Regions from separate parts of the Homo sapiens genome. Here region 1 is linked to region 2. The links are chromatin contacts, found by Hi-C or POLR2A ChIA-PET in ENCODE. All regions are on one chromosome and are shown on one strand. The core of a region is the stretch at or near the end of the contact, and the rest is flanking DNA. Distances in the headings are between cores, read along the strand shown. Region 1 overlaps PPP1R12B (protein phosphatase 1 regulatory subunit 12B). Region 2 holds the start of LGR6 (leucine rich repeat containing G protein-coupled receptor 6).

Region 1 (6,296 bases), core at 2,574-5,073, 270 kb before region 2:
GATCAGCAGGATTTTCTATATTGCCTGATTCAGCATGTGTTTGTATTCTGTCCAGAAATTGGTCCTCTGAACAAGATCAACTAGGAAACTTCTCATCTTATACACATGGAAAAACATTAACTTCCATTAATATTCAATCTGATTGTAGAGTGTGTAGTAAGTAAATAACTTTTACCCATACCTGATTGAACTAGTCTCTTCATTTTATAATTTCAAAGGCCAACTCAAGTTGCAATCTGCCCCTTCACCTATGTAAATGAGCTTCTTTCTGTAATTGCCCTAAATATCCAACAATACTTTTTTCTGTTTTACTTATTTAAAACATATATAATATTTAAGGCAAACAAAAAAGATATAAAGAATAATAAACCATCACCTGTGTCTTACTATCCAACTTAAGAATAACAGTGCCAATTCCAGTTTCTTCTTTAAAAGAGAAGCATGTTTCTACTTCTTGAAACTCTTAATTGTCCTCTGCTACCCTAATCTTTTGGGTCTGATGTTTATAAGTCAGTGCACATGTTTAAATTCATTAGTAATGTGAAGAAACACTAGAGAAGTTCCAAACTGGTTATATCTTATTCTTACCACTTGCCTTCTCCCACTTCCCCAACCATACCACCAAATCAAAGTATGCAACCAAGCCAGTTTCCCAAAGAAACATGCATCTAGGACATTAAAGCTATCAAACAAAGAAATTTTACCTGCTGCTTCTGACATTCCAGGCCCAGCACTTGCTGATGTCTCAACTCAGCACACTGGAGTTAGCATCCAAACACAGAGTACTAACAAACTATGGCAGAGGCTTGTCTCAATTCCCCAGAACACCCAGATCAACTTCCTGTGCCTCTGATTTCCATAAAACCAGGAATGGCAAGGAACTCTATTGCCAGATCAAATCATTCCAGGTGAAAGCAGGTCAAGCTATCTCAGACACACCTTGCCACACACTTGTGCAGCAACTTTCCCAGAAGCCCAATTTTCAACAAACAGGTGGCCACTCCTCTGACTGTCCTTCTCTAAACACTGGAGCCCATTTTATGAGATTGTACCAGCAACTGTCCTTTTCTAACATGGGAAAATCAACTGATAAAAAACAAGGGAGGGTTGAATGAGGGCTGAAAATTTTGGTCCCTCCTACATGTCACCAATATTCACAGCTCTGAAAAATGAACCACTTTATCAGAAGGAGATTAACCGCAAAAACATGGCTGATAAGGGCTTTTAGTAGCAGGTGTTGGGTGACTGTCTTCACTCTGAAGTGGCTGGGAACTGGGATAGAACTATCAGAGGTTCTGCTACATAAGGAAATGGATTCTTGTCCTTTCTTCTAAATGCACGTGTCCTGAGGGGGAGGGGGAAACACTTTAAGCTTCCACTCCTGAACTGTTAAGTGGTGGGCTGAGAAACGCATGACAAATGCCCTTATCTCTGGAAAATGAAGTGAGATGGTGTTGGCAACAGCCGTGTTTAGCAACAGAAATACGGAAAAAAGAAAATAGACTCTTTTATTCAAGGCTCTAAATCTCATTGCTTTAACTCTTAGTAGACACCATCTAGGCCTCCCTTCCCAGAACTGTTTGGTGGAGATTAACAGTACTAATGTTATTTTTAAACAGCTTTATTGAGACATAATTCACATGCCCATTAGGTGTACCATTTAAAGATTTTTAGTATATTCAGATTTATGCAATCGTCACTATAACCGATTTTAAAACATGCTCACCTTAGTATCAAAAATATCCACTACTGCATAGTATTGAGTGTACTTGTTTGCAAAACAACAGAAATTGACCTCACTTAGGCAGGAAAGGAATCTGTGGGAGGGAATTACTAATATTTTTAGCATAAAGAATATCACTGGGATAGGAGGCCCAGGCTCAAACTTTCCTGCAAGGGTCAACTGCTACCATTATCACATTCAGCTCACTAGCTCTTGCCTCATATAAATGTTCAAATGCTTAGATTCCTGGACACTGCTTGGTGAGGGGAGAAAAGGCATAAGAAGGTACCTGTGTATGGCTGCCACTTACTTTGTCACCACAATGGAGATTTTCCCTTAGGGCTGCAGAAAATAATGTATAACATTATAAATAATTGGTAAGGACATCAGAGGCAGGACAAGTGAGCTTAAATTTAAAAATTAAGTCTCCTAAACTTGAGATATGGAATCCCTATAGCATGTAGGGTTTAAAAATTAAACATCCCTAAAATCTAAAATGGTATTAATATTTAGCATTTTAGGGTGGATCTTATTTCCAAATGTATTAGCTCTGGAAAAGCTAGGAATGGATCTTAATGAAAGTCAAAAAAGCATTTCACTGGTAATGACATAAATAATTGTCATATATATCTCTAAATTGTTTTGTAGTTTGCAAAACACTTTCACATAGTCTGTCTCATTTGATCCTCACAATAGCTCCATGAGATAGATTTGGGAAAATCTAGGTTACTCGTAAATTATTTCTAATCCTCAAATACATGCAAACAAGGTAAGCATTATCCCTTTTTTACATATGAGGAAAGAGTCAGAAACGGAACTTGATTTATTTAACCAAAATCACACATATAAAAGGCCGAACTGGACTATTCTTTTTTTTTTTTTTTTAAAGAGATGGGGATCTCACTATATTGCCCAGGCTGGTCTTGAGCTCCTGGCATCAAGTGATCCTTCTGCCTCAGCCTCTCAAGTAGCTGGGATTACAGGTGTCAGCCACCATGCCCCATTTGAACTGGAACTCTTAAATCAATCCTGTGCATTTCCCACTAAGTCTAGCCATTCACAGTTATCTAGGGGTAGCCTCATCTCTCAGGCAGCAACATATCATCACTATTATTTCAAAGAGACATATTCTGAAAAAAAATTACATAGAGGTGCCATATGACACTGAAAGCAGTTTGTTTGTAAGGCATATTCAGCCTGGTGAAGCCTCTTGTCATTTTGCTACCTAAGGATTAGGGCCAAAGCACTAAAAGAATCACCTTTTTTCTTTCTATTCCAGAATTGTTCAGAGTCCCACAGCATAATCCTAATTCTATAAGCAATCCAGAGACCTCCAGAATTGTAATATAGTAGAAAATGTACCCACTGCTACATATGTTTCACTCTCTTCTTGTTCAATATTCATACTTAGGAAGAGAGAGCTTATTTCTATCAGTAGAGAAAAAACTTGGTAATGGCAGCATGGCCGCAGACTTTTAGATAACTAATCACTTTAGAACAAAACTGGAGAAAGATTGGAGTCGTTTGTGGAACCTCTTTGAGTACCTTTTTGAATTGACAACTGCCAGTCTTTAGCTTGGACACAGGGGAACAAATCAAATGACTTTTAAAAACCATAACTCAGAGTTTAAATTCTTGGTTTAAATTTTGAACATTCCAAAGATGATGCCAAATTAATCTGCTGACAGCTTCACATTAGTAGGTATAACTACCTAGCTTATAAAGACCCCAAGGGACTGAAGAAGGTCCATAAGTGTGGTATATATGACTCAGCCAGTACTCACTGTATCTTGACCAAGCAAAGCAGAGTCATATGTAATGTGAGCTATTTGGGAAAGACAATTTTAGCTTATTGTGGAGAAAAACTATTTTTAACCATTTCTACAAAGAAAAGAAAGAGCACAATTAAAAAAGAGGTAAAATTCAGGGTTGGGTGAGAGAGAAAAAGCTAAAGGAAAAACAAAAGAATCAAAGTCAGACACTATTAGACTCTAATATTAGCAATGGGAATTGTTTACATTTTGTTGCTAAGGAAAACTTGGAGCTTTGGAAAATGAACCCAACCACTACCCTATTGTGACAGCTGCTGCCTGGCCCTGGTATTTCTGCAGAGCTATCTGCCAACAGCTTGCCACTTGCCATTTCTGTCCTGTCAAATCAGTCCCTTTATAATCAGATGACCTTGTTGGTTTCTATAGTTCTCACAAGCAATCCAAAGACTGAATGGCAGTTATCAGAAAGCCCTAAAGATAGAGACTGTTGCATTCTGAGCTGTGGACTGGCCCCTGAGTCAAAACCTTTATTCTGAATGGATAATACTTAAATTCAATAGAAGAAATGGTCAGTAAATTCAATGAGGAGGAAAAGAAGGCCTAGGTGATGGTCTCTACTGTGCCTCTGACTCAGAGTGTCATATTAAGCAAATGACTCTATGCTCTTAGGGCCTCAGCATTCCCATTTGTAAAATAGGGAGCATATTGTTCTATTCCTTTCCATCTTATAAAGAGAATACATTCAAGCACACTTGAGCTTTTCAGGGGGGAAAAAAAGGAACTTCACAAATCCAAGATTATGCCCTTCTCAAAAAGGAATAAACTGTTTTACAAGTTCTGTACTGTGTATGCAAAACCATAAATTATCTAGAATCCTGCAAACCTTGAATCTCTATTATATTTACTCTTCAACGATCACAGCCTTCTTCACAGACTTACATTATAAGAAAGACTGTTGTCCCTATAATTAATATTCCTTCATGCCCTCCTGCTCCCTCTGCCCCATAATAACAGTAATCCTTTATCATTCTGGAACTTTGGAAAATACAGAAAAAATAAAAATAAAAAGTATCCATAATACACCCAAAAATCCAATATTAACATTTCCATGTTTATTACTATTTGGCATCATAATGTATTCTTTTATATCTAGCTTTGCTCATTTAGCAACATATCTGTAGTTAAACTGAGTAAAGAACTGTTAGCACAAGGGTGTAAAGCTGAGACTGATCATTGGCCAATTGGTATGCACATACCCACTTATCCCCTCTTAAGATAAAACATTCTCAGAAAAGGAGAGCCAGCTGTGCAATTTAATGGTAAAACCCACTCCCCAACTGAAGTGCTTTAATTACACTGCAAATGGAGATTATTTCTGAGAGAGAACCTTCTACTACTTTGGTCTTGCTGTGGCCAGTTTTAAAGCCCCATTTATCCCAATGCTCACTAATTGTTTGAAATTGGACCTGTGAACACAGGCTTCAGGCTTTTATCAAGGTTTCCCAGTAGGAGTCAAAATGCTTCCACAATGAGCTGATTACAGAGAAAGCTGCAGCTTCAAGAGTAGAATTAGCATCCAGCATGCTCTTTCAGAAGGAAAATTTAGCTGTTTTCAAAACATCTGATTTTTTTTTCTTTCAGTTTATGCTTGTCTAGCCAGAGAAACTAAATGGCTTTAATTCTGTAAAGGCTTAAATGATATGTTTTATTTGATCAAGTCATTCCCCTGCTGGAAATCCCTCAATTGTATTCCATAGCTTTGAGACTAGAAATTCAAATTTCTTAGCATAGTACAGACAAAAATCTACATGATTTGGTTCCTGCCTACCTCTCTAGCTTGACAATTTCCAAAGTTTCTCCAGTGGAATACCAGTCTTGGGTTTCTTTGAAAAACAAAACAAAACTACTAGATGGACTCAGAAATTTGGAAAATGCTGCAAATTCCCTAACCACTCCCACGTCCCACTCTCCCCATTCCCCAGAGAGGAATGACCCTAAGAAAGCTTTTGAGTGATCCTATTTATTCCCTCAATTGTATTCCATAGCTTTGAGACTAGAAATTCAAATTTCTTAGCATAGTACAGACAAAAATCTACATGATTTGGTTCCTGCCTACCTCTCTAGCTTGACAATTTCCAAAGTTTCTCCAGTGGAATACCAGTCTTGGGTTTCTTTGAAAAACAAAACTACTAGATGGACTCAGAAATTTGGAAAATGCTGCAAATTCCCTAACCACTCCCATGTCCCACTCTCCCCATTCCCCAGAGAGGAATGACCCTAAGAAGGCTTTTGAGTGATCCTATTTAATTTTGTTTAATCCATTGTTCCCAAATTCATTTAGCCACAGAATACTTTTTTTTTTTTCCTTCATCTAAATCTGTTTCCACAAAAGACACTTTCAGATATGCTAGCCTGGCCTCACCTTCTCCCAGCTTCAGGCATTCTGAACTTGTTTGTTTCTTGAATTTCTCATGTTTCCTCTCAAATACCATCCTCCTATTACTACTTATAGTTAACTTAAAGTTGCCTTTCAAAATTCAACTCCAGTTACCTCCTCTGGTAGGCCTTCCTTGTCACCCTATTCAATCTAATTTAGATTCCCCTCCTCTATGCTCTCATAGCAATCTATACATATCTTTACCACAGCACTTAACAATTATACAATAATATTTGATGTACTTATTTGACTTCCCATAATAGTTATATCCTCAAGGGTAGAAAAAATGTTTTCTTTCTTTCTTTTTTTTTTTTTTTGAGATGGAGTCTCGCTCTGTCTCCCAGGCTGGAGAGCAATGGCGCAA
Region 2 (6,401 bases), core at 3,432-5,931:
CTGGTCACCCTAATAACAACACTGGCTAACATTTATCGAGCTCTTCCCATGGACCAGACATTATGCCAAACCCTTTGCAAACATCATCTAAGTGAATCCACACAACAACCCTATGAGGTAGATCTTAACCCTGTTTACAGGTGAGGAAACTAAGTCACAGAAGGGCTAATCAACTGGCTGGGGGTTACATAGTTAGTAAGTGATAGCTTGAACTCTGCTTTGTTGTGGCAAATGCCACAACCTCTTACTCTCTGCCTCCAGCATCCTGCCTCCATCATTTTGGCTGTAGACATCCCCTGCAAATTACCCTGTATCTACACACACACACAGACACACACAGACACATATGCACACACCATCTAACCTGTCAAACAAGTCCAGTGGTTATCAGTTATCACAGGCAATCTTAAAGGGAGTGAATTCGTAAGAAAGCAATCAGCAGTCTGAATGGGGGTTGCTTGGTGTAGCGGCCCCTCCCTCAGCCCTGGTGGCAGTGGGCGATGAAAATGGGTGCTTAGGTGTGACTGCAAGTGCATGAGCCTGAGGTCTTTTACAACTAGCTGCGTGAGACACCTTTTCTGGCACCATCTGTTTACTGACACTGCTCAGCCTTGCGGGCCCAGAGTAACTACCCAGATCTTTCTGCTCAGCAACAACTCCGGGGATTGTCTGCCCAACAAGTTATGTGCTGTCTGTGTATTCCTGTCTCTGCATCATGTGCACATGCAATGGAATAGAACAAGAGGTGATACTTTTGTAGTTAAGAAGTGTGACAATTGGGTTTTCGTGCTCACATGTGAGAAGTGCCTCCCTCAAACCTTGTTATGAAGTCAGCACATTACTGGTCTTCTTTTTTTTTTTTTAAGAAGAAAGAAAAAAGAATAGAACAAGAGGCATCATGCCTTCTCGTCACCATCAGATTGGATGTCCCAGAGCCAGGGGCTCCATCTCCCTCTTGGTCTATTTCCAGAACAGGCCCTAACCAGGGAGAATGTCAAAACCCCGGTGAGTGTCAATGAGCCTCGCTGAGACTATAGTTTAAGAGGAAACTGTTGCAAAAAAGAGAGACATATGGAGGATTGTGAGTATCTGAAGTCCGTCTTCCCAACCTTGATCAAACAGGGCTGGCATTGAGCCCAAAAGTGGTAATAGTTTTTGGACATGTGTGTCAAGGCAAAGAATACCAGTTGGCTATAAAGACGCCTTTCTGGTCTTCCCTAGAACCAAGATGGAGAGGTGGAAGCACCTACCTCATGAAAGGTATTGGCTAGAAGGAGAAAATCTCACAGCCGTGGAGTGGGGGAAGAGATGTGATGTCATTTTTATTGAGACCAGGTCAAGGAATGTGCAAGAGGACTTGCGGGTACCTTCTGGAGCCCATAGCTCCTGGGCGCCTCCTATAGTTCTGTCTATGGCTTCTTCTAAGGATCTTCGAGTCTTCTCTGGCCTGCTACTTCCTGCATGTCCAAGTGTTTTAACATTTTTCATTTTAACTCTGTGTCAGGAGGACCTAAGTCCCCACTCTCCCTCCCGATCCCCAACCCCCAATTTTCACCAACTGGTTGGGCTCCAAGTCCCCAGAACCAGCCAAGTATTGATCAAGAGTTGCCCTGACAGTCACCTCCCCAGCACACAGCTCTCTTCCTCCAGCCACAAACCATTCCCTTGAATTCTACACTCACCCACTAGGCTCAATTTTCTTCTGGTGTGGAGAGGCCTGGTAGTTTACCTCCACCTCCATGGAGCACCCATAGGAGGCATGATAATACTAGCCACCATTTCAGAGTTACCCTCGGGTGTCAGGCACTCTGGGGACTTTCATTGAACATATTATCTCATTTAATCCACTCAGCAACCTGCTTCCTCATCTCCATGTACACATGAAGAACCTGAGGCTTAGAGGTGTTCAGTGAGTGATTCTCAGTAGGTGGCAGAGCTAGGAAGGAACCAAAGTTTGAGTGGCTCAGAGAGAGGCACTGCTGATTATATCATCAGATGCGAATCTGTGCTCTCCTCAGCAAGGGCTGGGATACATGGGGCAGGGCCAAGCTGGACATCTCCTAACATCGCTGAAAAGAGAAAGGAGCCCCAAGACTTCCCCACCCTGGCTCTTCTGCATGCCAGCTCTCAACCCCACCTTCAGGTGCCTTTCTGGTAGAGCTGTTCTCCAGAGAGGGCAAAGAAAGAAAATTCCTCCTCTGAGACACCCTCAGGACAACTGTAGGAATCCTTCATGCACCATCCAGATGGGACCCCTCCCCAGCCCAGGGCAGGGGACACGGTCCTCTGCCACCTCCTTCCAATATTCCAGACCCCACTGCTAAATTCCCCATATTGCCTCAGGACCCATCATACTCTTTATAGCTCCCACTCCCTCTCTTCTCTCCACAACTCTCAGAAGCATCCCCTGAGTCTTGAGAGAGAGGGGCTTTCTCAATCCCCAGGAAGACACAGACCAGCTCAGAAAACCCCACCTCCACTGAACCCAAATGCAGACTTCACAGCTCCGAGGGAATTGTGGCAAGCTAGTGGGAAAAACTTCTGCCAGCATGGATGGTAGGATGCTTGAATTCCAAAGGTGACAGTGTACCTCCTTCCCCAAGTCCTTCTAGAAAAAGGGTCATTAACCAGTCTAGGAAGACTTAATGCTGGGAAAGGAAGCTCTGGAAGGCCTTATCTCCCCTGCCCCTTCAACCCAGGCAAGGGACCTTCCTTCAGCTCACCCAGAGAAAGGCTCCACAGAAGTCACATCTAAACTCTTTAGCCACAGGACCCTGTCTTCAAATGAACCAATGTCACATACTCCCAGGATAGAAAACTGCTGAAAGAGGGGCTGGCCTGTGTGTAGGGTGGGGCCGGAGCCTGCCCTGCTTTGCCAGATGCTGAGCGCCCAGGCTCTGTGCAGTTGGTACCTTTATTCCCATGATTGCCTCTGCCGTCACCTACTGCACTGTGAAGGATTCCATTTGTCCTTCTAGATGGACATTATTTTTCTCTTCCCACTCCCTTACCTGGCCCACAGCCTGTGCCTTTTGGAGTGGAGGGGGACATCCCAACCTGGGGACAGGGACATTTGGAGAGGAGCCCCATGAAGAGTTGCCCTCTGGGACCCTCTACCTCCCACCAGGACACTCCCAACACTGAGCATCTTTAGTTCCACAAATTCTTGCTAGGCCCCTATAAAGATTCACCCAGCCTCCTCTTCCTCTAAGCTCCCATGTGCTGGAACCCCAAAGCCATAAGGAGCCTCTCTCAGGCCAGAAGGAACTCTGGGATCCTAGCCCTCAGCAGAAGGCCCCACCAGGCTTTCCCACCTGCTCCCAGCTCCTCTGAGGAAGTTGATAGAGCCTGCAGAGCTGGGCTGGAGGAGGTTTCCTTGCCCCAGAGCGGGGCTGGGGGTGCAGGTGGGTGGCCTGGAATGTGCTCTCTCACCCTCCTCCTGCCCAGGTGGTGAGCAGCCAGAGCCCCCAGCCCTCCAGCTCTGAGGGGAAGCTCCCATGAGCCAGACAGACAGGACAGCTGCCCCCAGTAGGGTCCCCTTCACGCGCCATCTCACCCCAACTCAGACGCTAAAAATGGTTCTCTGGTTTTCAGCCTCGGCGCCTGCCCACAAATTAGTGTCTCCAACACAGCCTCTTGGGACATGACTTTAGGGAGGCCCCTGGGGGAGCCAGGAGGCCCCAGTGAAGGGAGATGGTGCTGGCAGAGTCCCTTTCTGAGGAGACAAGAGTGGATAAGGCCCCCCTCCCAGCTTCTAGGAAACCCGCCCCCCCCGCCCCCACGAAGGCCACCCAGCCTCAGTGTGACAGCCCTGTTGTCCTCACCATGGCAGAAGAACAGACATTATTTCCACCCTACTGGGGCACGCTCCCCTCACCTCCACCTCCAGTTCTGTCAGCTTTACCCTCAGCCACCATCCCGGGCACTGCTCTGCTAGAAGAGAATGCAGCAACAGGAGATGGAGCAGCCAGCCCCGCGCCCTCCCGCTCAGGGTCCAGAACCCACCTCGCCAAGCCTGGGCTCCCATAGTCAGCCCACAAGCACGGAGGCCAATGGGGAAGCCAAGTCAGGGAAGCCCGGTCTCCCTGCTCGCCTGGTATTTAGTCTCAGACTCTTCTCCCCTCCCCAGTCCCGCAACGGTCAACTTGGAAGGGGGCAAACCCTCTCCGGGATGCCCATGCCCCAGGGCACCAAGCAAGCAGGTGCCCTGCTGAGGCCGGGACTGGGCGCTAGCCAGCAGCCCGCAGGACCAGGCGGGGACAGGCGGGCAGTACTCACAGGTAAGCCGTCAGGGGGTCCAGGTCCCCCGGAACGGCGGACAGCCCGAGCTCAGAGCAGTCGGCAGACAGCATGATGCCGTCCTCCTGGCAGTGGCAGGGGGCCGGGCAGGCGGTGGGCCCCGGGCCGGGCTGGGGGGCGCCGCCGGCCCTCCGGGAAGCGCACAGCGCGGCGCAAAGCCATAGCGCCCGGAGCCCCGGCGGGCTGGGCATCTCGGCGGTCGGGCTACTGGGGCACCTGGCGGCCGGGCGCGGACGCACGGCGCGATGGCCGCAGCTGCTTCCTCCCGGTCCCGGCGGGCTGCACCGTCGGTGGGGACCGCCCCAGGGGCTCTATTGGGCGGCGGCGGCGGCGGTGGGAGCGCCGGGACGGTGCAGTCAGAGAGGGGCAGGCATTGTTGAGTGATCTTCGTTATTCAGTTTCACAGGCTGGGCTTGGCAAGGGAGGGAGACCCAGCCGGAGGAGGAGTCAAGGAAACTTTCTACACTGCGGCTCGCTCCTCTTCCCTCCTTCCTTCGGAGCTGGCAGGAATTTCATCCAGGAAAGAAAAAAAAAAAAGGAAGAAAGCAAAGAAACCCAAGCGAGCAAAGCTCAGCCCGTCAGAGACCTGCATTTGTTTGGATAGGGTGTCCCAGGGCCTTGGCCGCAGGGCTGGGGACCCTCTTGCCTTTGGGGACAGCCACGAGGTCACATGGGACCCAGAGGAGGTCTCTGAAAGAGGCCTTGGGGCTCCCATTGCCCCTCATGCCTCCACCACGTTTCACACTGCAGGAAACTGAGACCCAAGAGGCAAAATGATTTGTTCAAGGTGACACAGCTGATGGGACATCCCCAGAGCTGGAACTCGTCCACCCTCCCTGGCCTGTCTGCTAGGACAGGAGAGAGGGGAGTGAGGGGCTACCCTGGAAGAGGCCAGGCTGCGGAGGGTTCCACTGCAGGCTGGGATGACCCGACGGTGGGCAACCAGGAGCAGTCTCCTCACTGAGAGGCCGGGCCTTGACTCCAAAGAAACGGGTGTGGAGTTACACCCGCTGAGTGCACCCTGGGTGGAAATGCACTCCTGCAGCCTCTGTCAGGTTTACGGCCTGGGGACCACCTTGATCCCTGCTCCCAGGACCTCGGGAGTCTGAGGGACTGTGGGCAGCTCAGCTGGTTGTCAGAGCCCACCTCAAAGTAAGCGGATTGGTGCCACCTGGAGGCCGGGTGCTGCACCTGCAGCTCAGCCACCCTGAGGCTGGAATCCCACCAAGTGGCTGACCTGGGCCGGCCCCAGAGCCCTGGAGAGCAAAGGGCATGGTGGTTAAAACTGAGGTCAATCCCTGTTCTCTCCTTAGACCATAGTGAGCTGGCTGTGCTTCCTTCATGCAGCCTCTTGCTCTCTCTGGTCTCTCCCATGCTGAGCCAAGCCCCCGCGCAGAGCTAGAGCAGGCTGTGGGCCCCCCTCCTTCCTTTTTTTGCCCTATCTCCCCATGGTCCAGCCAGAGGGTATACTAGAAACCTGGGACCTCAGAGGCATCCAGGATTTCTTCCACCCTGTCTTTCCACATGCCAGGATCCTCTCATCAACACCTCTCCACTCTCCCAATAACCTCCCAGGGCTAGAGGGGCTGCATAGCTGGACCAAGAAATGAGCAGACCTTGACCCTAGGCCTCCAGTTGGTGCCATGGCGCTGAAAGTAGAAGACGAGCCTCCGCTCTCGCTCTCCCTCTCCCTCTCCCCTCTTTCCACGGTCTCCCTCTGATGCCGAGCCGAAGCTGGACTGTACTGCTGCCATCTCGGCTCACTGCAACCTCCCTGCCTGATTCTCCTGCCTCAGCCTGCCGAGTGCCTGCAATTGCAGGCGCATGCCGCCACGCCTGACTGGTTTTCGTATTTTTTGGGTGGAGACGGGGTTTCGCTGTGTTGGCCAGGCTGGTCTCCAGCTCCTAACTGCGAGTGATCCGCCAGCCTCGGCCTCCCGAGGTGCCGGGATTGCAGACGGAGTCTCCTTCACTCAGTGCTCAATGGTGCCCAGGCTGGAGTGCAGTGGCGTGATCTCGGCTCGCTACAACATCCACCTCCCAGCAGCCTGCCTTGGCCTCCCAAAGTGCCGAGATTGCAGCCTCTGCCCGGCCGCCACCCC

The links. Hi-C counts contacts between places; a loop is a spot of excess contacts on that map. ChIA-PET counts read pairs that join two places held with the same protein, here RNA polymerase II (POLR2A). Pooled maps may share reads with other maps.
Region 1: a loop to region 2 is called in a pooled map, with 2.6 times the contacts of the local background. The contact joins the enhancer-like site here to the promoter of LGR6 in region 2. A Hi-C loop is called at or near these places in 2 of 168 maps with a recorded cell type or tissue (MCF 10A and PC-9) and 7 of 50 pooled maps. POLR2A ChIA-PET finds 5 or more read pairs at or near these places in 1 of 52 experiments (GM10248).

Annotation. Positions count from the first base shown.
Region 1 is chr1:202,457,506-202,463,801 of GRCh38, reverse strand. The region is part of intron 13 of PPP1R12B (protein phosphatase 1 regulatory subunit 12B); the gene reads right to left. Among named protein-coding and RNA genes, the nearest start is that of PPP1R12B, 110 kb to the right of the region's middle. RefSeq lists a silencer at 3,667-3,961. Within about 2 kb of position 3,823, at least 4 of the 41 ENCODE cell types and tissues checked have a DNase peak (open chromatin) inside an H3K27ac peak, as active enhancers do.
Region 2 is chr1:202,192,079-202,198,479 of GRCh38, reverse strand. It overlaps LGR6 (leucine rich repeat containing G protein-coupled receptor 6), which reads right to left and starts at 4,681. Exons shown (of 18, transcript NM_001017403.2): 1 at 4,279-4,681. The coding sequence starts at 4,490. LOC124904840 (small nucleolar RNA U13) reads left to right here and starts at 749; the gene lies at 749-852. RefSeq lists enhancers at 5,548-5,597, 5,292-6,095.